Linked DNA regions of Mus musculus: all the other regions are linked to region 1. Evidence: chromatin loops called from intact Hi-C (ENCODE). Cell type or tissue: left cerebral cortex. All regions are shown on one strand.

Region 1 (8,000 bases):
ACAATTAAAATGTTTCTTGCTGTGTACGAGTGTGACCAGGAAGTGACGTTTTTTTCCCCCCTGTGATTTAATTTTTTTTCCCTAAACCAGAAAAGAAGCAGTTTGTAAGATTTTCTAATACAATTATCAAATGGAGCCTTAACCATTCATTCTGTTTACAGGTGGCTGAAATATTGTCGCCGATGCCTCTGTGTAATTTGTTGGAAGCACATTTGAGACATGTTACTGAACGGTCCCCTAGCCTTTGTTCCCCCTGTAGATCTCCATGGACGCTTTTTCTGGAGACTAGATCACTGTGCAGCCATTGTGCGCCTATTGTTTTCATCAACTGGGGCAATACTCTTCATAAAAGGCCCACATGATGAAACCATCATCTCGGAATCAAGAAGTCCAAAACTAAGATATAAACAGAGGGATCAGAGTGAGGGGTGCACTCTACGGTAGGGATGGAACGTGCTTCTTGTCCCTCGAACTGTCCTTGCTGTCCTTTCTTCAATCCTGAATAAAACAAACTGGCCTTAGAAATGAGAGGAGGAAAGGAAAAGCCGGAGTGACAGAGTTTTGTCTGCATTCTGAGGTCTTTAATTGGGAAATTCTTAAAGTAGAACACATTCACTGCGAAGCGTTTGGAAACTATTGAAACAGAGAGAATGCTGTGATCCCTGGTTCAGAGCAAAGACAGTCTTTGTTATATTTGACTTGTTTCGTTGTAAGGTTCTGGACTTCAGGGCTAAAACACTTCCCAGGAGACATTGAAGCTTTGGAGTGGGGACCTGGGTGAGACAAAGGGCTATGGGTTTGCTTTGTGTGAGCAAAACTTTCTGTGATTAAAAAAAAAAAAGAGTAATGGGTCCTTTTTGTGTTTAGAATATACTCTAATGTGATAAGTGAATGTTTACAGTACTGCTGTCTGTTAACATTTCCAAAGGCTCTTTGGCGTGCGCACACGCGCGGGGTGTGTGTGTGGGTGTTTAGGGAATTGTGTATTTGGTATTTAAAGGCTAATAAAAAATTGACAGGGAAATCATGTCAGACTATCTGCTGGAAACCAGCTATCAGTCCATATCCTTCCAGCCTTTAGACTTTCAGGCTCTTGTCATGAGCGGCTGAGTACTCTTATTTTTTTTTTTTTTTAAAGATTTATTTATTTATTATATGTAAGTACACTGTAGCTGTCTTCAGACACTCCAGAAGAGGGCGTTAGATCTTGTTACAGATGGTTGTGAGCCACCATGTGGTTGCTGGGATTTGAACTCTGGACCTTCGGAAGAACAGTCGGGTGCTCTTACCCACTGAGCCATCTCGCCAGCCCCCTGAGTACTCTTATAAACTGCCACTTGCCTGAGCTGTGGCCGATTGATTCATGAGAACTGCGTAGAAAAGTCATCAAATCTTAATGAGGATTTCTGAGACCTGTGATAGGTGGAGCTAAATCTGAGCCCAAGGATTAAATCCAGACTCCTTAGACTGCCAGGGAACAGACAATGATGGCCTTCATCCCAGGAACCAGACCAGACAGGTGGCTTTTCCTTTGCCCAAAGGATTCTTTCTCCCCTGCCTTACACTCTTACTGCATCTTCCTTGAAGGTGTCTTAGTGTCATCTTTGCCTGCTAACTGTAGCCATTGACTCCTCCAAATTCACAACCTCTCCCTCTGCATACAACATACTCTCACTCTCTCACACACACAGCACACTCACATACACATAACACATATACACTCACACCCATATACACATATACATACACATATACACATACATACACACAACACACACAACACGCTCACACATATAACACACACATACATAGCACACACATTCTCACACACATACACACTTACACACACATACACACTCACACATATATACACACACTCATATACATACACTCACACACATACATACACATACACATCCTTACACACTCACACACACTCTCACACTCACACATATACTCACATGCACATATACTCACACACATGCACACTCACACACACAGTCGCATACCACTCACCCCTTCAGTTATCACCACCTCCAGACTCATTATTTGCTTACTGCCTGCCCTTCCGCTTTCCTGTGGGCTCTCACAGCCTAGCACGACTTTATGAAGTGATCTACTGACTATGTGAGTTGCTAACCAGATTAATAAATAAATGAATGGGTTTTCTTAATGAGATAATGGCAGGAAGTACTCAGAACCCTGCACACATCTAGCACAGAGTACTCAAACCTTTCTGACTCCTGAGGAAGACCCACCAAGTTTGTGGTCAGTGTTCTGATGAATTATGACTGTATTTTATCCACCTTTTACAGAAGCAGCAACTCTGAAGCTTGGAAAGAATAGCACTTGTCTAAAGACACATGATCAATATGCACAGGACAGACATTCAAACTTAAACCATCTCATTCCGAACCCATGTGTCTACCAAAACCAGACACTTCCCTTTCTCTAGCAGAAAGCTCATGGTCACTATATGAATAAGCGGGTTAGTGTGCTCCTCACATGAAAGAAATTATAATAAAAGGTAACAGTAGATGCTAGATGTATAGAAAATGCTCAACAAACAGTGATGTTGTTGGTATGTATGTATATATATATCGTATAGCCTACCCAGAAGCAACCAAACCTAATGAAATCAGTAAAAACCTGATTTATATAGGGGCTTGGTTGGGTTGATAGCTGAAAAAAGAAGTTTAATATCTATTTAGTAGGAATGGGTCATTCTTGCAAGGGTGCTGTTTTTTCTTCTTCCTTTTAAATTTTCTCTGAAGCCAGATGTGGTGGGGCATGTCTTTAATCCCAGCACACAGGAGGCAGAGGCAGGCAGATCTCTCTGAGTTCAAGGCCAACCTGGTCTACAGAGTGAGTTCAAGGATAGCCAGAAATACACACTGTCACCCTATCTCAAAATAAAATAAAAATAGGTAAGTAAATAAATGAATGAATTTTATTATTTCTAATATACTCGTGCCACAGATATTTGTCTATTTTTTTTCTGCCCAGTAGTTGCCCCTATATAAAGAGTGATGTTATTATAAAAGTACTGACAGATATCACCAGCACAAGATGAGTCACATAACACAGCAGCCTCAGCCTCAGGTTTGAATCCATTTACTGAACTACTACCGTGAGGTCCATCCTGAGAGGTAGGACCAGCTTCTCCTTAACTCTAGTGCGGGGTAAACTGGGAACCGCCACCAGGGCCCCTTAATCCCTTAGTGGAAGGCTGAGAGTCCTAGACAGCTATCTTGAGTCAGATCTCGAGGAAAACAGTCTGACCACAGGAAAATCAAACTAGAACAACTGGAGGAATGAGTGCTGGCAACAGAAACACCAGACAAAACTTCGTGTGTGGGGGAAGCCAGCCACAGAGGGATAAAATAAAGTCAAATTCAGGTTCTGATGATGATGGTGATGATCTCAGAGGCAGGAGGATCAGGAGTTCAAAGTCACTCTCAGCTATATAGCAGATCTGAAAGCAGAAAGCTACTTGGCTTAATACCTCCCAGCCCTGCAAAAGGAATCTCCCTCCCCAGGGAGCAATTTCAACACAGGGGTCATTCCTTGCTCGACAGCTTCTGTTATGCTGCATCAAACTCACAACTTGTCTGAAAACCCCACTGTTAAGGCTTCATTATGGTATTAAAAAAAAAAAAAGGTATTTCCAGAAAGGGTAACATAATGAGCCTTTCCATGAATGGATATATTATGACTTTCAGCCCTGGCTGCAGCTTGGAAACACAGGGAGTACCGCTTTGTTGGTAGTGTTCTCTCCATACCTATACCCACTGTCAGAGACTCGGGCAGCTGGTCAAGGATGGGGGTGGGGTCCGGGCCAGGCGTGCACGCGCACGCGCGCACGTGTGTGTGTGTGTGTGTGTGTGTGTGTGTGTGTGTGTGTGTGTGTGTGTGTGTGTGTGGTTTAAATGAAAGGTGTCTTTAATGTGCAGTTCAAGTTGTGCTCCATCGGTTTGAGTGTGAAAAATTTGATCATCTCCTTTCTGGAGGGCAAGTTTTGATTGGGAAGGCCAGAAAATGGAGTTTGGCTGAAGGGACGCAGGGAGAAAGAAACACCTGGGGTGGTTATAGGGAAGTGGGGGGAGTGCAGATTAGGATGGGGAAGTGCTGAAAATAAACTATTTGTCAGCTTTGCCTAGGGCTGGCTCTGACCCAGGACGTGAGGGAGATAAGAGGCAAGGAGGAGCCTGAGCTTAGGGACGTGCATCTTCATAAATACATATTTAAAGCTCTCTCCCAGCGTTCCGAACGCCACCGGGTCCTGGGAGCTGACCACCTTTAACAAAGCCATTTTAGTTCCTGCAGGAATGGTTCTTCTGCCTTAACCCTAAAGTAAAAACTTCAGCCAAAGTGAGGATTAAAGTCTATCATGGGCCCTAGTGAATGAGGGCCTGCGTATGGACCCCGTGGGATGGTTTAGGTAGGAAATAAATTTTACTGTGTTATTTGGAAATCGCTGTACAAATGATTTTTGTTTTTTGTTTTTTGTTTTTGTTTTTGTTTTTTAATTAAAATCCAATTTCCTCAAATTGCTTTTGTTTGCTCCTCCATGGCAGGAACAGCTTGCCCCTTGCTCTGTTTTTCTGTTGTTTCATTTGTCAAGAATGTTGATGAGCTGTGTCAGAGCTTCGCTGTACCTCCGCCCTGCCACCTCTGAGAGGTGCTGTGGCACTGTGTACGGAGCTCCCGCAGCCTGGTTTGGAAGCCAGCTCTCGACCTTGGGTGAAGCTCATGCAGATTTCCGTGTCCCATCTGTAAAATGGGAACCATACCACTTCTAACGCCCACCTGGGACTTCAGTGGCGACACACGTGAAATTGCCTTGCCAATGTTAGTGGCACGGCAAGGAAGGGAGTGGGTTATTTGGAGATGATACAAGTTGCACTCAGTTTGTGGGCACCACTTTAAAATAGAGGTGCTGATCTGACTTGAGGCCCAACTGAGGTGACAGCTCGAGGTCATCACCATGGTGCCTGGGAACATCATTCATTGGATGTTCTGTCTGTCTGGACCACATAGACTGAAATGATGGAAAACTGAGTTTGTGTCTCCATCCTTCGTGTCAGACCAGAGTTCCGTCTTAACACCATCATAACTGTAGGTTCCTTAATCCCTCGCTCTTGGGGATGTGAGAGTCTCCCAGTACATTCAATCAATGCAACATCTGGGTAAAGCAGAGCCCCACTGGTGGGTTTAGGGTTGTCAGTCAGAATTGTGTGAGGCTTCTAACCTGTAAAAAGAAGGAAAGAAAGAAAGAAAGAAAGAAAGAAAGAAAGAAAGAAAGAAAGAAAGAAAGAAAGAAAGAAAGAAAGAAAGGAAGGAAGGAAGGAAGGAAGGAAGGAAGGAAGGAAGGAAGGAAGGAAGGAAGGAAGAAAGAAAGAAAGAAAGAAAGAAAGAAAGAAAGAAAGAAAGAAAGAAAGAAAGAAAGGAAGGAAGAAAGAAAGAAAGGAAGAAGAGAGAGAGAGAGAGAGAGAGAAAGAAAAACTAAATAGGAAACATGTTTCTTCGTTGTCTCCTGCCCCAAGACTACTCTTGTGCTCTTGATCTAGGACAGTGGTTCTCAGAGTGGAATCTCCAGACCAGCAGCATAGGCATCAATCAAGGGAAGTTGTTTAAATGCTAAGTCACCAGTAGCTACACCCAGAACTCTTGAACTAGAAGCTTTGGGGATAGGGCCAAGCAGTCTGCCTTAAGCAAGCCTTCCAGGAAACTGTGATGTTCCTATCATGGGAGAATCATTATTTCACAAGTAAACTACCCAGAAAGTCATGCTCACCAGTTTTCTTTGGCTCCACAAAAACAAAAACAAAACAAAAAAACAAAGACAAAAGCTTCCATTGGGGGTGACCCAGTGGAAGAGTGCATTCTTGACAGTATACAAAGCTATGAATTTAATCTCCAACACCACAGACACACACAGACACACAGACATACACACAGAGAGGGGGGGGTGGCCTTCAGACACTTCTTTGAGGCATCTTTGAGGCCAGTTTAGTCACCCCTTGTGGGAAGAGGGTTTTATTTGGTATGTATTGATTACTACCAACTGTCCTGAAGAAAGTTTCAACTCTTTGCACTCAAAAGCCTGGTTTCTTCTTAGAGTGTGCCTCTAAGTTAATGAATTTAGGGCAAAACTCTTGGCCTAGTGGGTATTAATGAGAAAAAAAGGAGACAGGATTTGTGGGAAAAACTGAGGCAGCCTTTGGAATTCTATAGTCCATAGGTTGAATTGACTCCAGAATGATGGCTGCAAACATAGTAAACTCATTTCTAGTCTGAATGCTACTTTGTTTCTTCCCTTCCAGAACCAGAGAGTGAAGTTTAGGTACAAGGGAACTGACCTTGGGGGGTGACCTTTTTTTCCCGTCCCACCTCACCATCAACTTGCTATGTCTTAGGCAAGTCAAACATCTTTGTTCCCATGAACGTCAAATTAGAGGGGAGACACTATAAGGTGACAAGAGGACATGATACCTTAGGACTCTCATAAACTGACCTCATTAAAAACTCCTAAGATGTCCTCCCATTCCAAGAGCTTTCCGTACTACTCTGAGTTAACTGCTTCTTCCTAGCCGGTACGTCCCGCCTGATCTCACCGCCATCATTTCCCTTGCAGGGAATCGTGCTCGTTGTAGAGTGGAACAGAGCCTTCCCTGGCACCGTGTGTCTCCCAGGGTTGGTTTCGCCATGGCAGCCCTCAGTCGAGCTTGGCTACAGGAGCCCAAATTGCCAGTAAGAGTTTCACTGGCCTGGGCCTTGTGTGCTGAAGGTGGGAGCAGCTGGCTTGGGCTTCTCCCTCAAACTCTGGGTCTCTTAAGGCTTAGCTTCACCCAGCGTCTGGACTCTGCGGTTTTTACTTTCAAGACTCACAACCTTGGGAAGAAAAGCTTGTGATTTCTCTTCCTGGGTAACTGTGCATTTTGTTATCTGACCTCAAGAAATAGCATGAAATTAACTTATTTCCCCTACCCTTGGTTAAAAGAAATGTAATTTTTTTCTGTGGCTCTCCCCACATTTGGTAATATCTGACCATAAATAGTTTTAGGACTAGAGAGGGCCAAGCAAATAAAACAGCCTTGCCCATGGGCTGGAGGAAAAAATTCTGCCCAACAAATTTAAATTGCCTCTCCTTTGATCATAACGCTTATTGGTGGCCCGAAGGAGGGTAGCACCAGTGGGCTAAGGGCAGAAATTTCCATTTCTATCACTTTTTTTTCCCCACTGGCATGGCTATCTGGACTGTTGGTCATGTTCTCTAAGTGGGTTGTGTCGCTTTCTGCTTCTGAATTGTACAGGAGAGCTGTGTAGGCTAACACTTAGGAATCGATGGTAATGAATGTTGTTTCCCATAGGATCACCATTCTGATTGTAATAGCTGAGAAGTCACATGCGGAAGCACAGAAAACACATTGCCCCCACCTTTTATTGATTCTGAACCTGAAAAGATGACGTCTTAGGTTCTAATGGACAAAGACAAGAGACTCGAAGGCCTATGAACCAAAAGCTGTTTTCTTGGTGGTCCTCAACTCTGGGATTCTGTAAACCCAGGACTGAAGAACTCCTCTCAGGCTCAGCCCACTGTTCGTGGTCTACTTTGAGGCAGTAAGTAAGCCCTTTCCCAAGTGTGAGTGGTGCTGGCACCTCCTTACCACAGAGGACTTTGGGGGAAGACAGTGATGGTGCCTCACATCGTAAGTCTTTCTTAATCTGTACGTATGGTGGGGGTTGACATAAAGAATGAGGTCAGGTCATTTGCAAGAAGGTGGAAGTATTTGGGAATCATGACATCACGTCTCAGAGAGACTATGCCATTTCTCATATGTGAATACGAGTATATAAAGACTGTGTATGTATATATGGCATGAAACAGAATCAAAACTGTCTAGGGAAACAAAGGGAATTAATGAAAGGGGGAGGGGTGGGGAGGAGCAACGTGGGGAAATACAAGAGGAGACCATTGCTCAATGTGCAAGACATAC
Region 2 (8,000 bases), 460 kb after region 1:
TACCAGGGTCTCATCTCCAGTCTCTCTTTCATGGTCCTGGTAAGCTGTCAGCTGGGTGAAATCTCTTCCCAGGAACAAGTCTTCCCTCTGGCTGGCACCAGCTTTTTCCTTTTTGCATGTAATTTCTTGGGAAGTTCCACTTTCTTGGGGACCATGGTCTCAATACTCTGAGAGCCACAGGGAGGGATACAATGTCTCCGTAGAAGATGCTCATCGCTGCCAATGGCTACAATATAGTTCTAAACTGGGTGACAGGGTCACAATTAGTTCTTTGCCTGTCCCATTCACAGCAGAGTAGCACGGCCTCCTGAGACACTTTTCTTGCTTACCCTTGACTTTGATCTGGGTGGGGCAAGGCAGGGCAGAGGGCATGCCTTTGCCAGTGAAATGTTGGCAGGGACTAGAGACATGCTGGCAGAGTTGATCTTTATCTGCTAGCTTATTGTCCTGATGCAAAGGGCACACTTTGCGAACCCCAGAAGAATGGGATGTGGAGCAAGCCACTAGCCAGCCCCAGCTGGGTCTCAGAGAATAGGTCTCACTCAGTTACAGATGTCCAAGCTAGAAGTACTTTCTTTTTGTATGCTGCGGACCATCTGCCTTTGACTCTCTTTCCATAGAAACAACCATCCCTTTGACTTGTTTCTGCTTTCTGAGGACTCTTATGATGTCATTCAGGGTGCCCTCAAACATCCCTTGCTTCATCCTCCAGACATGTCACTACGGCTGGCCTGGCCTGTAATAGCCGCTGCTTCCTCTCCCTCTTCCTGCGTATCTCTTTCCTCTTCTTTGGATCTCACTTTGTATCTTCTGGTAGCCTAGAACTCGATATCTAGAGCAGGCTAGCTTTGAACTCACAGAGATCCACCAGCCACTGCCTCTTGAGTGCTGGGATCACAGGCATGCGCCACCATCCCTAGCTTGTAATTGCTTCTTTTACCTACCTCATGCCTGCAAAAAAAAGGCCACAGGTTGTGGTTCGTTTTCTTTTCTGTTTTCTGAGTTTTTCTTTTCTTGTTTTCTTTGGCTTATGGTGAGGAACAAGGTCTTCTTTAGCACAGGCTATCCCAGAGCTCCATAGGTAGCCAATGATGAGCTCGACCTTCCATCCTCCTGTGGCTACCTTCCAAATGCTGGAGCTTACAGGCATGCACCACTGCTCCTCCTGGCTTGTATCCCATAATACCTGACATGTAGCAAGTGTTTAAAGGTAAGTGGGCCGTGTTAAGAGTAAACGCTCAATGGTGAAAGTCACGAGGATCTTAAAACATTGGGACACCTGGCCTGCTTGCCCTGGGTACACTGAGACAGCACCTAGCACAGCTGATAACAGTCCCTTCCTCTGCAGGACTCACATGGTGACTCTCCATGGATGTGGGCATCTCCCTTAGTGGCTTGCAGGATTACCTTGTGGTGGCTCTGTGCACTTCCTGTCCCCCTTGCAGTCTGTGGTTCCTCTTGTCCTATCACAGTCGTTACCTTTCTTGTTCACTTCCAGCTTCCACCAGCCTTGGAGCAGTGTGTCTTGGGCAGTCTCTCTCAGGTCCCTGGGGTACCAGGATGCTATTGTCAGCAGTTCTCTTCCTGTAGCATGACTTTGCTCCAGGCCTGCAGGCTCCTGAGGACTTATATAACTCACACACAGAGCTCTGAGGAGAATCAGAAGATGCTCTGGTGGACACCTTTCACTCCTCCCTTCTAATGAATGTCGTGGTGAATGTTCTCTGGACTCGTAGTCACCTTCATAAAGGAAACAGGAATTCCCATCACCCTTTGCTTTCCTTTCTCTCTTCTTTTTTCCTCTCCCTCACTTTCTCCCTCCCCCCCCCCCTTCTCTCTTTCTTTCCTTTTGAAATAAGGTTTCTCTGTATAGTCCTGTCTGTCCTGGAACTCCCTTTGTAGACCAGGCTGGCCTCAAACTCAGAGATCTGCCTGCCTCTGCCTCCTGAGTGCTGGGATTAAAGGTGCACCCTGTAATCCTCCTGGTTTATTGTGGGGTTTCTATCAGGCACGAGTGTCCCCAGAAAAAGTTTTGTCATACACCACCTATGGTGACCTGCCTATGTGGTGAAGGTGAGGCCGGCGTGGCTTCTGTCTGGTACGGAGCTAATTCTGCATGTAGCCATTGCAGTGACTCTCTGACTGTGGTGGCTTCCTGGGAGTAGCTGTGCTGTCTGGAGCACTAGCTCCCACTGTGTCAAGGAACTTCCTGGCTGAAGAAAACTGCAGTTCCAGATGGTCTGGTCCTGTGGAGCTGAGTGAGACTTCTACGATTCCAACAGCCAACTCTGCTGTCCGTCTGTCTGCCCCACCCTCCACCCCCACCCCCACCCCCGTGCATGTCTGTGTATTTGTGACAGCCATCTCTGCTGCTTTAAGACATCTTTCTTAGCAAACCTGCTGGGGGCAGGTCTGTCCTTTACAAGAAAACCCGTATGTGTGTGGGCTCTCATTTAGGCTGGGAGCTCAGCCTAAAGCCCAAACCGTGAATCCCGCAGGGTGAACTCCTCTAACGCTACCGCTACCTTCCCCTTGACAAGCGCTTCTCTCTGCTCTGTCACCTAGCACACACCGAAGCATGCTAGTGATGGAACTCTACAAAGTCAGATCTCAAAGGGACCGTGGTAACAAGATGCACAGTGCACAACCCTCGCAGGGAGACTCACTCCGTAAGCACAAGAACAAGAAACCCTAGCAGACAGGAGGGCGCCACAAGTCATTCCTCTGCCGGCTCAGCTTGCAGTTCTCTGTGATGTTTGTCTGTCTGTCTGTAGGTCCAACTGCCCATCCGCCTGTCTGTTCCCACCCCCCAGTGTATGTCTGTATGTCTGTGAGGAAGCGTGCTTATGATATCTGTGGTAGCCAGGGACTGGCTCAGCTGTCACTTCTCTGGCTACCTTTTCTCTTAAGACAGGTATTTTGACTGGCCCAGAATGTGCCTAGTTAGTTGACTAGGCTGGCTAGCCAGAGAACCCTAGGGGCCCACTGGTTTCTACCTCTTCAGTGTTCCACCATGCTTAGATTTTTTTTTTGACAAGTTCTAGGGAATTCAAGTCAGATTTTTCATGTTCACAAATCGAGCACTGCCTTGATTGAGACCATTTTCTTCTTTTGTTCTCTCAAACAAACAAACAAATAAACAAAAACCCAAAACAACAACAACAACAAAAAAAACAAACAAACAAAAACCCAACCGTCTATTGCCTTGAAGATTCCATAATAGCTATTCACAGTACAAAATTTAAAACTACAAAGAGCACAGAGCACTGGTTCTCAGCCTTCCTAATGCTATAAGCCTTTAACACAGCTCCTCATGTTGTGTTGAGCCCCAACCATTAGATCATTCCATTGCTACTTCAGATCTGTAATTTTCCTACTGTTACGAATCATAATGTAAATATCTGATTGCAACACCCCCCCCCCACGCGGTCACGCCCCACAGGTTGAGAACCGCTGGCATAGAGGGCCAAGTAGAACCTTGGTCCAACTTAGGTGTTCCTCCCTCGCCTGGAAGCTCTGTGGCAGTTCCCACCTATGATTCTTAGGTCCCACGATCCTGAGGTGGCATCTAAAGCTATTGCAGAGCCCTAGGCTGTGAGAAGGAGCTGTGTGTGTGTGTGGGGGGGTGACAGCCAGGATTCCAGGCCCATCAGATTGATGCCTACAGAAGGTTTGATCAGACAGCATGGGCTGGGTCGCCTGTGGCTGCCCATTCCCCGCCACCGGATACTCAGGAAATAGTGAGTTCTTGGCAGGAGGAGGCCTACAGTCTTTTTTGTCTTTACTTTTTGCCTGTTAGGTTTTATTACATTCTGTTTTCCTTCAGCTTTGCCTTGCAGTCAATTAGAGCACTTACAGGTGAATGTTTGTTTATGTATGTCATGTAGCTGTCCCTTCAGGGGTGGCTCTGTGCATCTGAGGCAGGAGGCTATGTTTGTATTTTAAACTAAGTGGAACGGGCCAAAAACCCCTCCCAGGCTGTGGAAAGTTACCAGCGAGGCATGCATTTAGAGGGCCTGTGGGTGGCTCGCCTAGCGAAAGGCACTTGCCAAGGCCCAAGCGTGGCTACCTGAACTCGATCCCTGGAGCCCACAGAAAGGTGAAAGAAGAGAGCTGAGGTCACTAAGTTGTCTTTGACTTCCACGCACATGCCGTGGCTCTCGAGCCCACACGCTTCATGCATAATTTAAAGCCAAAATAAATCTTAAAAAAGAGAAAAATCTGTGCTGGCTACAAGAGGAGGGTGGACCCTGGATAATCAGGGTGTTGGCAATTCTCTTGTTCTCCGAGATTCATGCCCTGCTTAACGACTCAGCGCCTGTCTGTGATAGTCTTCAGGTCTGCTATGCTATAGGAATTAGCTCCATCAGCCTTCAGAGTGACTTACCAGCTAGCCCCTCCAGAAATCTGAAGACATAATTCTTTTCTTCTCCGAATTTTCCATCTCTAAGCCTTCTAATTCTCCTTCAAATTTTCATCTGTAAAGTTAATGCAATCCAATAAGAAAATAATGTACTCTTGAGACGCTGACATGCTCAGAGCCATTTTATCCTGCCCTAAAGCCTGGAAAGTTTGAATTTTCCAGATAAAAAATAGTTAGAAATAATAGAATAATTCACTGTACTGTAACAATTAAATCCAGCAATTGAACACCATGCATTGGTAAATACAAGGTTCGCGACAGCTGAAAGTCTCCCATGTACTTAGAGACAGAAACAAAGTTCTAAATCGAAAGCCTCTATTCCCAACCACATCCCAAAATGTAAATAAGCATTCAAGCATGCGGCTACATATCTTTACAGAGGCAATTACAAACAAGCCTGATTATCAGTCTAGGGAGGTCTCCAGCGCACACAGTCTTATCTGTTCTGCCCCCTACTGGAAAAAGCGTGCAAGGCGGGCATTATTTCTGATTAATTTTTGGCATCATTTCTCTGCGTCTGCTTTAGGAATGCAAAGCGTGAAATTTATAGTAGCAGGTTTAATATTCCATCTAGCCAAAATGATTTTGCTACAAGGACTTTACCTTTGGTGGATATTTTGGGTTGGTTTCCCCCCACCGCCTCAAGAATATAGATTGCTTCTTCCTTTCGTGGCAACCCCCTGTCCAAATTCTTTTTAAGCTGTCACCCAACTCAGTACGTGGCAGGAATAATTTCATGCTGAGGGAAATGTATTTAATTCCACATCTTGTAAGAATAATTACTTAGCATAATGCCACTTAAAATGTATTTTTATCTGCAAATGCTAATGAAGCTACAAAAGTCTGAATCATCTTTTGAGAGAATTAGGGTATTAAGGGTGTTTCAACTCCACTCTCTTTTCTCCCTGAAGAAGAATCTAGAACCCACTAATCTGAGAGTGGACTTGCTGGCTTTGAGCTGGGTATGAGCCTGCTGACTTTGGGGACATTAAGGCACAGAGGCTTCCTCAGAGCCTTCCTAAGCTCTGGACTCAGAACTTCAGGCTTCCTGAGAAGCTCTGTTCTCACCCAGGTCATCTGAATGGCCACTGGGAGGAAAGGAGGAAGGGAGGGAAGGAGGAGGGGAGAGAGGGAGTGTGGGCCTAGGGCCAATGCAAGCCACCTACCCTAATGGCCTGTCTGGTAGCAGGCTGTGGCCCTTGTCATTAAGAATCTTATCTCTTTGATCATTGGTGTGCCCAACCAGCAAAGAGCATTGTTCTCTCTTTTGTTCTGCCCAAGGCCTGAAAGCAGTCGACAAAAGATGACAAAGAGTGAGGGGGCAATAGCTGCTTTGTGTGGCAGCTTCTTTTAAATCCCTTTATTTTGGAAAGGTTGGAGAATTACAGCAGTGTCACAAAGATTATTCGGGAAGCACCTGTCTACCCAACTTCACCTTGTGAATGTCTCACACGACTTCACAGAAATGCACACCAGCAAGAAAGAGGCTGTGGGCCACTCCAAAGGCTTTAATCTCACCAGTGTGCATTTTGCTGCCATGTCTATATTAGGTCTTCTTAGCTCTGTGACACCTTTCTCTATCTTTCATGATGTTGGGACATCTGGACGGTGCTCACCGAGTGTTTTGTTGGCTGTCTTTTGCTTGTGCAATGTTTTCTCACAATTAATGAGTGGACGACATCGGGGTAAGAATACTACAGAAGCAAGCAAGGGTTCTTTGTTGGTGCTCTGTGGAATCAGGGCCCGCTTTCCAGCAGGGCTGAACAGGGACATGTGTCAAGGCTACCTGAGATCAGGGGGCCATTGAGGAACCCAAGTAGTGGTTGTAAGGAGAGCTAGGTAGGAGCCTGAACCAGAGACACACATTTGTCTACCCTCTCATCTGCTTTCTCTGCTGTGATCATGGTAGATGGAGAATTGAGAACACTTCTTTGCTGTGGGAAGACAGCACTGTTTTTGTAAAGCTCCAATGCCATTAAGATCAGCAGAAGGTCAAGAAGCAGCCAAAGAAGGCAAGGGACTGAGGTGTGGGTGTGTGCAGCGATGTGCCAAAGGGAATGTGCTGCTAAACAACCCCTTTTGGGTCTAGTGTAGCCCTCTGTGGATTCATCAGAGCTCCAGAAAACCAGATATGGAGATGCAGGCACCTCGGTGGGTGGAAACTAGTGACCGTGCGCTGAGAGGAAGTGGGAACCATTTCTTAAGCAGTGTTCCCAGCCATTAGAAAGTGTGCTGGATTCCTGTGGGTGGGGAAGCTTTGTTAGCGGTAATGGGATCCTTAGGTACCTTTTATATTTTCATTTTGCCCTCCCCCAACCCCTCTCTAAGGGGCACCTTTCTAGGGTTTAGCATCCCTGTCTGTTTAGTACCTGTCTGAAAGTTACTACTCAGGCCTGGGACATCTGGACTTTGTTTTAGGAGCTTAGGAAATGCTTATTAAGAAAAAAGTTTTAATGAGTTTATGAATAAGTGCTCACTTGAAAAAATAAAAGAAAGATACGTAGGCCACTTTTCCCTCCTGAGAAATCTATGACCTTCACCTCAGGCTGCAGGTGAGAACCCAGCAATGGCTATGTGCACAGGACCTTGAGCTTCCTGCCCTAGGTGAACCCTGCAAGTATGTGGAGATGCTGACAGGAAGGAGTCTTCTTTTCCAAGTCCCTGAGCTCTAGAATCAGAATCATTGGTAGGACACTGGATAGTATCAAATGTATAGATGGCAAACTCTGAGACTGAGAAGCTGGAGAGAGGGTAGTATGGTTAGGCTTCTTTCTGGTATCCCATAGGTTTGAAAAATGAATATAAGGAGATTAGTCATGGCAGTGGGAATGGGCCACGTGGGATAAATCATAAACACGTGGTTTTTACACATCTATCTATCTATCTATCTATCTATCTATCTATCTATCTATCTATCTATCTATCTATCTATCATCTATCTATATCTCTATCATCTATCTTTCATCTATTACCTACCTGTCTATTGATCTGTCTGTTTATTCTTACATACATGCAAGACTGAGACATATCTCCCTAATTGATGGGACTGGTTTCATTTATTCGCTCAGTGATTACCTTTTTGTGATTACCAATTATCTATATAACTTCAATAGCATTATTTATAGTTGTCATGGCAATTTAAATTGCATTATTACGTTTTTGCACACCGAGTTGGGGAGATGGTAAAGGGCTTGCCACACAAGCAAGGAGAGCTGACTTGCTCCCTAGCACTTATGCGAGACCCTGGGTATGCTATGTGCATGTGTTCCATGCCAGTCTCGTTTAACTGACAGACACAGGGCCCAGTGAGAGGAAAAGCCTTTGAAAAGCCAAGGTGAGTGGAGCTGATTGGAGCTAGAGAGATGGCTCAGCAGTTAGGAGCACTGACTGCTCTTCCAGAGGTCCTGAGTTCAATTCCCAGCAACCACAATGGTGGCTTACAACCATCTGTAATGGGATCCAATGCCGTCTTCTGGTGCATCTGAACAGAGGGACAACGTACTCCTATACATAAAGTAAATAAATAATTCCAAAAAGGGGGAAAAAAAGCCAAGGTGGTCAGCTCCTGAGGACCAAC
Region 3 (8,000 bases), 400 kb after region 1:
AAAGGAGGTTGTGAGCTGCCTTATAGGGGCTGGAAATGAAACCTGGATCCTTTGGAAGAACAGCCAATTTCGTAACTACTGAGCTCTCTTTCCAGTCCCCCTACTTTGCTTTATGTTTTGTTTTGTTTTGTTTTGTTTTGTTTTAAACCTTACTTTACATGTCTGAGTGTTTTGCCTGAATGTATGTATGTGTACTACATGTGTACAGGAGTCCGAGTAGGTAAGAAGAGGGCATCAGATTTCCTGGGACTGGAGGTTACTAATGTTTGTGGGCTACCATGTAGGGGCTGGACACCAAACTTGGTTTCTTTGCAAGAACAAGTGCTCTTAACCACTGATTCATTTCTCCAGACCCTATGCTGATTTTTGTTTTGTTTTGTTTTGTTTTGTTTTGTTTTGCTTTGCTTTTAAGACAGGCTTTCTCTGCAGGCTGTCCTGGGACCCGCTTTGCAGATCAGGCTGGCCTTGAACTCAGAGATCTACCTGTGTCTGCCTCCCTAGTCCTGGGATTATTGAAGGCATGCACCACCACAGACTGGCCATTTGTACCTTTCTAAGAACAAAAACGTTGTGCTGTACAGAGAGAGTATTTTAAAACGAAATTATTTAACCTATTTTGGGTCTAATTGTACTATTTATAAGATGTTATGTTTTATCTTCATAAAGGGCTGGACCTAAGAGACATTTTGATGTCTTGTATGAAGCAGTCAGACTTTCTTAGTGCTTACTTGCATATCAGGCATGCTGTAAACAAGAACTGGCTTTAAAAAAAAAGGCAGCTGATGCCACTTATAATTAAGCTAGGGAGACAGACTACGGAGCACAATGATGACAGAGATGATGTCACTCCTGAAGAGCTCATTGTATCCAGTGGCCACACCAAGCCTTCTGCATGAGTGATCTCCAGTCACCCCCACAGCAATTCCACGTGTCAGGACAAACTCACTTTATAAACAAGGGACTCAAGGATTAAGTTATTTGCTTAATATCTCATAGTTAGTAACTGTAGTACTGGAATCTGAACGTGGTATGACTCTGAGGCCATTGCATTTGGTTTAGCTTCAGGAAATCATGCCCTACACAAACAAACACTGCAGGCCACCTCATAAATACAAACAAAAAGCCAAAGTCAGGAGCAACTATGATGGAAGAATTGACTAGGACAGTACACTTAGTTCTTATTTATTATTATCATTAATTATTAATATGCAACCTCTTTGTCTAGGGTTATCATCTTTAGACCAACTACTAGGATGTAGCTATAAAGATGTGAGTTTCTGATTCTAAGCACCATAATAACTTCTTCTGTATGTTTATATTTTTCATAGAATTAGCAAGTTGTACGGAATATTATTTTATTGGCAGCTGTCACTTAGCCAACTTTAAAGTCTTTCTCATTGCATGTCCATTACAGGGACCGAGCATATGGTATATCACAAAGACTCCTAGCAAATCTTCATGCCTAGGTCAACATCCTCTAAACAGTGGTTCCCAACCTTCCTGATGCTGTGACCCTTTAATTCAGTTCCTCATGCTGTGGTGACCCCAACCATAAAATTGTTTTTGTCTCTACTCTATAACTAAAATTTTGCTACTGTTATAAATCATTATGTAAACATCTGATATGCAGGATATCTGATATGTGACCCCTGTGAAAGGGTCATTTGACCCCCAAATGGGTTGCAACCCACAGGCGTGAGCCACTGGTGTAGAGCACAGGTAGTCACTGAGGCCCATTGTGGTTTTTCTTCTGCGTGCGCTAGTTGCTGATTCCACATGCAGAGCTCACAGAGGATCTATTAAGAAGTTTTTCCCTTCCACACTTGTTTCCCAGACTCTTAGTTCCTCTCTCAAGGGTATGCAGTGTGGATTGGATGTCACTCCAGGGCGTGTTTTATGTACATCTAAGCTTCTATATTTGTGCCATTTATCACTCTCAGCCATATTAAAAATGTGGAAGTGTACTTGGCACACACTGGGTTTGCTTTTCAGCTTGGTGATCCATTTGGCAGATCATTCTATGTTACATAAAAACTCTCCTCTCTCTTTTTTTTCTCTCTCTCTCTTTCTCTCTCCTCTCTCTTTCTCTCTCTCCCTCTCAATGGAGGTTTGATAATTCATTTAACTAGTTTCTGCTTGACATACACAACCATTTCTAGAGCAATTAGTATTTTTATAGAAAAAAAAATCCTGTACTTGGAATTGTTGGGTCACTATGGAAGTGTCAGATTGCCCCAGATGCTTTCCTAACAGGCAGCTCTCTGGGAGTTGCCCCAGCAGGGCGCTTTGGTACCTGGCTCACACTCCATCCACAGCACCACAAGTTTTCCGTCCTGTATCACTAGGGTGGGCAAACACAAGTAGCTGGGGTAGTTGTGCCTTGCATTTCTCTTCTGGTGAGTGATATCATCTCTTGGCAGAGCTGGCTCTGCTGTCTATCAGTCAGGACGAGTCCAGGAAGAGAGCAGAGCAATTCAGGGACTTGTCCAAGGGATAAGAGACACAGAAGCAGAAGTCTTTCTTTTTGTGGATTACCTGGCTCTTGAAAGCCAGCATTTAGGAGTCTGAGGCAGGAGGTCATTAGTTCAACGCCTGCCTAGGTTATACAGTGAGACTTTGTCTAAAACAAACAAACAAACAAACAAACAAACAAACAAACAAACACACAGGTGGTGTGGTGGTTCAAGCAGGTAAAGGCAGCCATGCCAAGCCTGAGCCCGTCTCCAAGATCCACAGGGTAGGAGGAGGGGAGGAGGGGAGGAGGGGAGGAGGGGAGGAGGGGAGGAGGGGAGGAGGGGAGGAGGGGAGGAGAGGAGGAGGGGGCCGATTCCTAATGGTTGTCCTCCAACCTTCTTCATGTGCACACTTCATAAATAAATGTAATTTTAAACAATGTTTAAATCAATCAAACAAGAAAACTTACTCTTCTGAGGTCATACATTTTACTCATTTAAAACACATAAGTTATGGAGTGGAGAAATGTTGCCCCGTAAGTTAAGCTAAACTCCTGCTCTTCTAGAGAGTTTGGGTCTGGTTCCCAGCACCAACAGCACATAACTCCAATTCTAGGAGGCTCCATGCTCTCTTCTGGTCTTCCTGGGCATTCACATACACACATCACACACACACACACACATACACACACACACACACACACACACACACACACACACACACACACATGTCACACACACACAGAGAAAAATAATCATAACAATAAAAATTTAAATATATGAGTCAGAGGGCTGGAAAGATAGTTCAATAATTAGAGGTGTGTTCTGATGCCAGAGTACCTGGTTTTGGCTCCTGGCATCTGTGCTTTGGGTGGCTCACAATTGCCTGTAATTCTAGCTCCTAGGGGTCAAGCACCCCCTTCTGGCCTCTGAGGGTAACCACACATACATGGCAAACACATGTACATATACAAATAAAGTAAATTTTAAAAATATTAAATATACAAATTGTGTTGGGAGTGGAGCTCAGTGATAGGACGTGAACTTTTCATTGCTAGAGTTTCCTTAGTTTGGTTCCTAGTACCATAAAATACATACATACATACATGCATACATACGTTCATACTTACGTACGTACAGTCCAATTACTAAACACCTGCCATGTATCAGCAGGATTTGGATGAAGCACTGAGGATACAGTGAGGAAAACACAGAAAGTTTCTGCAGTCTTTGCTGGCTCTCTAGTGCAGGGAGGTAAGCAGTGAAAACATGTCAGGTGACGTGTAGCTCATCACACAGACCACTTCCTTTTCAGGACAAGGCAGACAAACTAGGACAGTCCAGAGCAAAAATGTAAACATCTAGTCACCTTTTTAAGAAAGAAAAAGAGAGCTAAGCAAGGCACAGAGATTATAGTGGTCAGTTAGAACCAGTCCACGTTGTTCTACAAATCCCCGCGACCCCTCAGACAGCCACCTCAAGTTAGTGTCCTCCAAGAGTCCCTGGAGTCACTTTATAGGAATTCACGTTTGTTTGCAGACACCATCCCAGTTGAGGACTGATAAAAACCCTAGAGAACTGGCTGTGCCCTCTTCAAGAAAGTAGCTGCATGTCCTTAGGTAAGTGATCTCCAGGACTGAGTCCTGTCCTTTGTATGTAGAGAGGAACTTCCCCCTTTAAAGCATAGCTCTCTCTCTCTCTCTCTCTCTCTCTCTCTCTCTCTCTCTCTCTCTCTCTCTCTCTCTCTCTCTCTCTCTCTCGACAGGGTTTCTCTGTGTAGCCCTGGCTGTCCTGGAACTTGCTCTGTAGACCAGGCTGGCCTTCAACTCACAAAGGCTTGCCTGCCTCTGCCCCCCAAGTGCTGGGATCAAAGGCAAGCGCCACCACTGCCTGTCATGCATAGCTCTTAATGCTGAATGCAGATATTTGACTATGCTTGCACTTTTCAGAGGGAAAGAGAGACTTGGACATTTTACAACCTAATCCTTGAGACTTGGATCTACGGAGCTGCAGCCCCCCCGGGTTTTGTCGGCTGTTCTGCAGCATTTCAAAATAGCATCTCCTTAAATAAGTCACCCTTCTCTCATAGTTGAAGTCACCATTTCCTTTCTAGGACGCTAGGTTATCAATCCTTCAATGCAAACATTTCTAATGACTGGGACCTGTTTGTGCCTTCCCTTGATACATCCAGCCTTTTTCTAACACAAAACGCATACAGGTACTATGTTCCGGTCCATCTTGCCTTCAAATTCCAAAGGCACCCGAAGTGCCAGGAGGAAAGGCTAAAGCAGAAAGACATGCAAATGAGCACAAGCCTGGAAGGTGGGACCCCAGGGGTGCTGGCGGCCTGCTCTCTGGGCTGAGCATAAACCTCCTGACCCAGCCTCCCCCTGAGGTCCCGATTACTCTACAGGTTATTTTTCTCAGTTATTGTGAAGTGATAATGTGCTCCCCATATGAAATTCATATCATTTGTGTTTGGCCTCCTTTGCCACTTAAGGGTTGCGAGGGGCACCATTTTAAAATTAATTTGCTGGGTGTTCTGTCTATCTGTTAGGAACAGGAGGAAGCAGCCCCGACCGAGTATTTATCAGACACATGCCGCCCATCTGCCAGAGCTGGGTCGCCGAGGATTTGCTGTTTAATCCTTCAGACCCATCTGTAGGGGGTTCAAAATGCTGACCAGGAAGCTAGACGAGATGAGGTTTATTTAATTAGAAAAACGACTCTGGGGGTTACTAGGAATCACTCTGAAGGAGGAAGGGTTTTGGGCCACCTCACTCCTGTAGGGTGGGGGCAGGTCAAAATGAGGAGAGTACAGAGATCATTGTGGTGTGGTGTGGTGTGGTGTGGTGTGGTGTGGTGTGGTGTGGTGTGGTGTGGTGTGGTGTGGTTTGGTTTGGTTTGGTTTGGTTTAAGTGGTGTGGCCTAGCTGGGGGAGAAGCTTTCCTTCTTGGTTCTGTATGAGCCGGAAACAGCTGCAGCAACAGGGCGTGTCCCAGGAAGCAAGCGAGCCAGTGCCCAGTGCCAGCAACCTGTACTGGGCCTGCAACACTGAATACAGACTCAAACCAGGAAGCCTGCTCATCCCGGAGCTGAACCTGGTAGGACTCTGAACTGGGGGCTACAAAAGCTAACTCACCTGAGGCTGAAAGCCGTCAGGACAAACACTGTTACCTACATCTTAGTCCTAAAACCTCACTATGAGAGTCTTATAACTGGCGTTTAGGGCCATTTTGAGAATGACTTTTTTTTTTTTTTAGGTAAGGGAAAGAACAAAATTACATTTTAAATTTCCTCCAAATGGGGGAGAAAATGACACTTGCTCAAAACAAAATATCCAGCAATGGTGCCTTTCCTTTTGTGTGTGAAAATATTATTAGTATAATCGGGTTCTGCGGGACCGCCGTTTAGGACAACCAAGCGCGGATAATCATGTGCCCCCTCCTCGCCTCCGATGGCATTCCTCACCTCCTGGCACTATAAGCATTCAAGTACGCTGAGGTAAATGGTCCCCTGTCTGCTTCAGGCCCTCTGAAATGGTCTCCCTGTTGCGACTCAGATTCCTGGACACTGGTCACCTATGGACCACATTTTTGAGGCTGTATCCCTTTAGGGTTATTGTCCAGGGACAACAGTTCACTCTGCGGAGTAGGTGTTCCCTAAAAGCAACTGCTTGCTAGAAGAGACTTTACCTTTCTTTCATAAATTGTCAACCATTCTGAGGAGCAGGTAGCCCTAGACTAATATCCCCATCCCTACCCATATTCCAACCCACCCTGTCTCTCCCTCACAACAGAGGGCACGCGGGGTGGAGCAGGGGCTCCCCATCGCCACAGCCTACTTACCCCATTTCCTCCCAGACAGAGGCTACAGTGAAGTGCAAAATACTTCAAAGCCCTAAGGTTCTTCTGGTTGCTGAAAATAAAATAAGATGTAAGTGTGTACGAGGGCAGGGTCTCCCTCAGCTGCAGGTGCTGTTTTCCCTGTTCAGTAGGTGAGCCAATGTTTCTCTCCACGATGGAGCATCTACCTCATCCCTGAACAAAACCTCTGAGTTTTAATATCTAGAAGCTGATGACTTACCTGACGTTTGAAGGAGATTCCAAAATGCCTCCTTGAAAACTTCTAAGGAATGTGGTATTTAGCCAGGTGTGGGGGTTCAGGCCTCCACTCCCATCACTTATGGGGCTAAGGCAAGACAATTATGAGGACAAGGCTAATGTTAATCCCAGACTTTCCAGAGAAAGACCACCAACCCAAATCATCATGTCCAAATTAATTAATTATATATATACATAGATATGTGTGTGTGTACATATATACATACATATATATGGATGTGTGTATATATATATATGTGTGTGTGTGTGTGTGTGTGTGTGTATGTATATATATATGCCTCATGTACATGGGCTGTCTCTCCCTAAAATCAAAATCAGGGTTCAAAAAATCAGTACTGAATGTAAGGAATACATGGTTATTATAGCTCGGGGGGAGGGGCTTCCAAATGTGGGATTTGCTGTACAAAATAGGCTGAGTTTCAGGAGCAGAAGAGAGGCATAAGAAGGTTGCCATAACGAGCTCCTGTTTCAGGAGCAGAAGAGAGGCATGATAGCAGATGGTTGTAACAAGGTAGTCAGAACAAGGTAGTCAAACAATCTTTTGAACCAAAGGTAGGGTTGCAAAATGGTTAAAAACAACTTTTTAAAACAAAGGCCTGGTTGCTATATCCTGGAGCAAGCAGCACAGAACCATTTGCAGTTAAGGTGACAGGTGGGCATAGCCCAGCCCTTGAGAAACAGAGATAATCACAAACAGAAATGAGCCTAGTTTGTCTTTACTGTAAGATGGCTTCCAAGCCTAAAACGGAGGCAGGCTGGCTCTGCTTTAGCTTTTTTTTTTGGGGGGGGGGGGGAGGAAGAGTAGGGGAAGGTAGGGGAGGAAGAGTGGGGGTGGGGGAAGCAAAGGAAATTCCTTACTGGAGTAAAGACAGTAAAGACTCTATTAGATGGAAAACACACACACACACACACACACACACACACACACACACACACACACACCATTAAATTAAAAAAAAACAACCTTTTTTAAAGCAAGAGCAGCAGTAGCAATGATAATAACAAAATAAAACAAAAACACACAAGGCAAAGCCATGCATGGTGGTGCACATTTTTAATCTCAGCACTTGGGAGGCTGAGGCAGGAAGATCTCGGAGTTTGAGGCCAGCCTGGAGAATTCTAAGACTGTCAGGGCTACATAGACACCTTGTCTGGAAAAAACGACTACCATCACCACCATCACTGCCACCACCACCACCAACAAAACAAACAAACAAACAAACAAAAACAACTATGTGAGGCTTAAGAACAACGCAACCTATGGCTCCTTGGGAAAAACATTTTTTTGTGTGTCTGAGCTACCAGCGTCCTCCTCCTCCATGGCCTTGTCTTGGTGTTCTGTAGTCTGGCTCTCCAGGGCTGTGTCAGTCTGTGGAAGCTTGTTTACTTTGGAGACCACCATGTCTGGTGGGTATCCTAATTT

The links. Hi-C counts contacts between places; a loop is a spot of excess contacts. Peaks named below come from ENCODE experiments on the same cell type or tissue, not always from the same donor. Only the 100,000 strongest peaks of a DNase experiment are listed, where the experiment ranks them.
Region 2: it touches region 1 in a loop (19-fold over the local background); 15 of 42 quality-filtered maps call a loop at or near these places.
Region 3: a loop joins it to region 1, with 2.2 times the contacts of the local background. A loop is called at or near these places in 3 of 42 quality-filtered maps.

Annotation. Positions count from the first base shown.
Region 1 is chr14:48,982,580-48,990,579 of GRCm38, reverse strand. Gm36024 (a long non-coding RNA gene) reads left to right here and starts at 5,475. Exons shown (of 2, transcript XR_383418.2): 1 at 5,475-6,928; 2 at 7,374-8,000. In left cerebral cortex, a CTCF peak has its summit at 4,666; DNase peaks (open chromatin) are centred at 4,135 and 4,699; H3K4me3 peaks cover 51 bases.
Region 2 is chr14:48,521,191-48,529,190 of GRCm38, reverse strand. It overlaps a transcript of Tmem260 not described here. Among named protein-coding and RNA genes, the nearest start is that of 4930572G02Rik, 36 kb to the left of the region's middle. In left cerebral cortex, a CTCF peak has its summit at 4,877 (motif pointing left); DNase peaks (open chromatin) are centred at 2,231, 2,480, 3,993 and 4,882.
Region 3 is chr14:48,577,638-48,585,637 of GRCm38, reverse strand. No RefSeq gene overlaps it. Among named protein-coding and RNA genes, the nearest start is that of 4930572G02Rik, 21 kb to the right of the region's middle. In left cerebral cortex, a CTCF peak has its summit at 3,374 (motif pointing left); no DNase peak of the experiment used is centred here.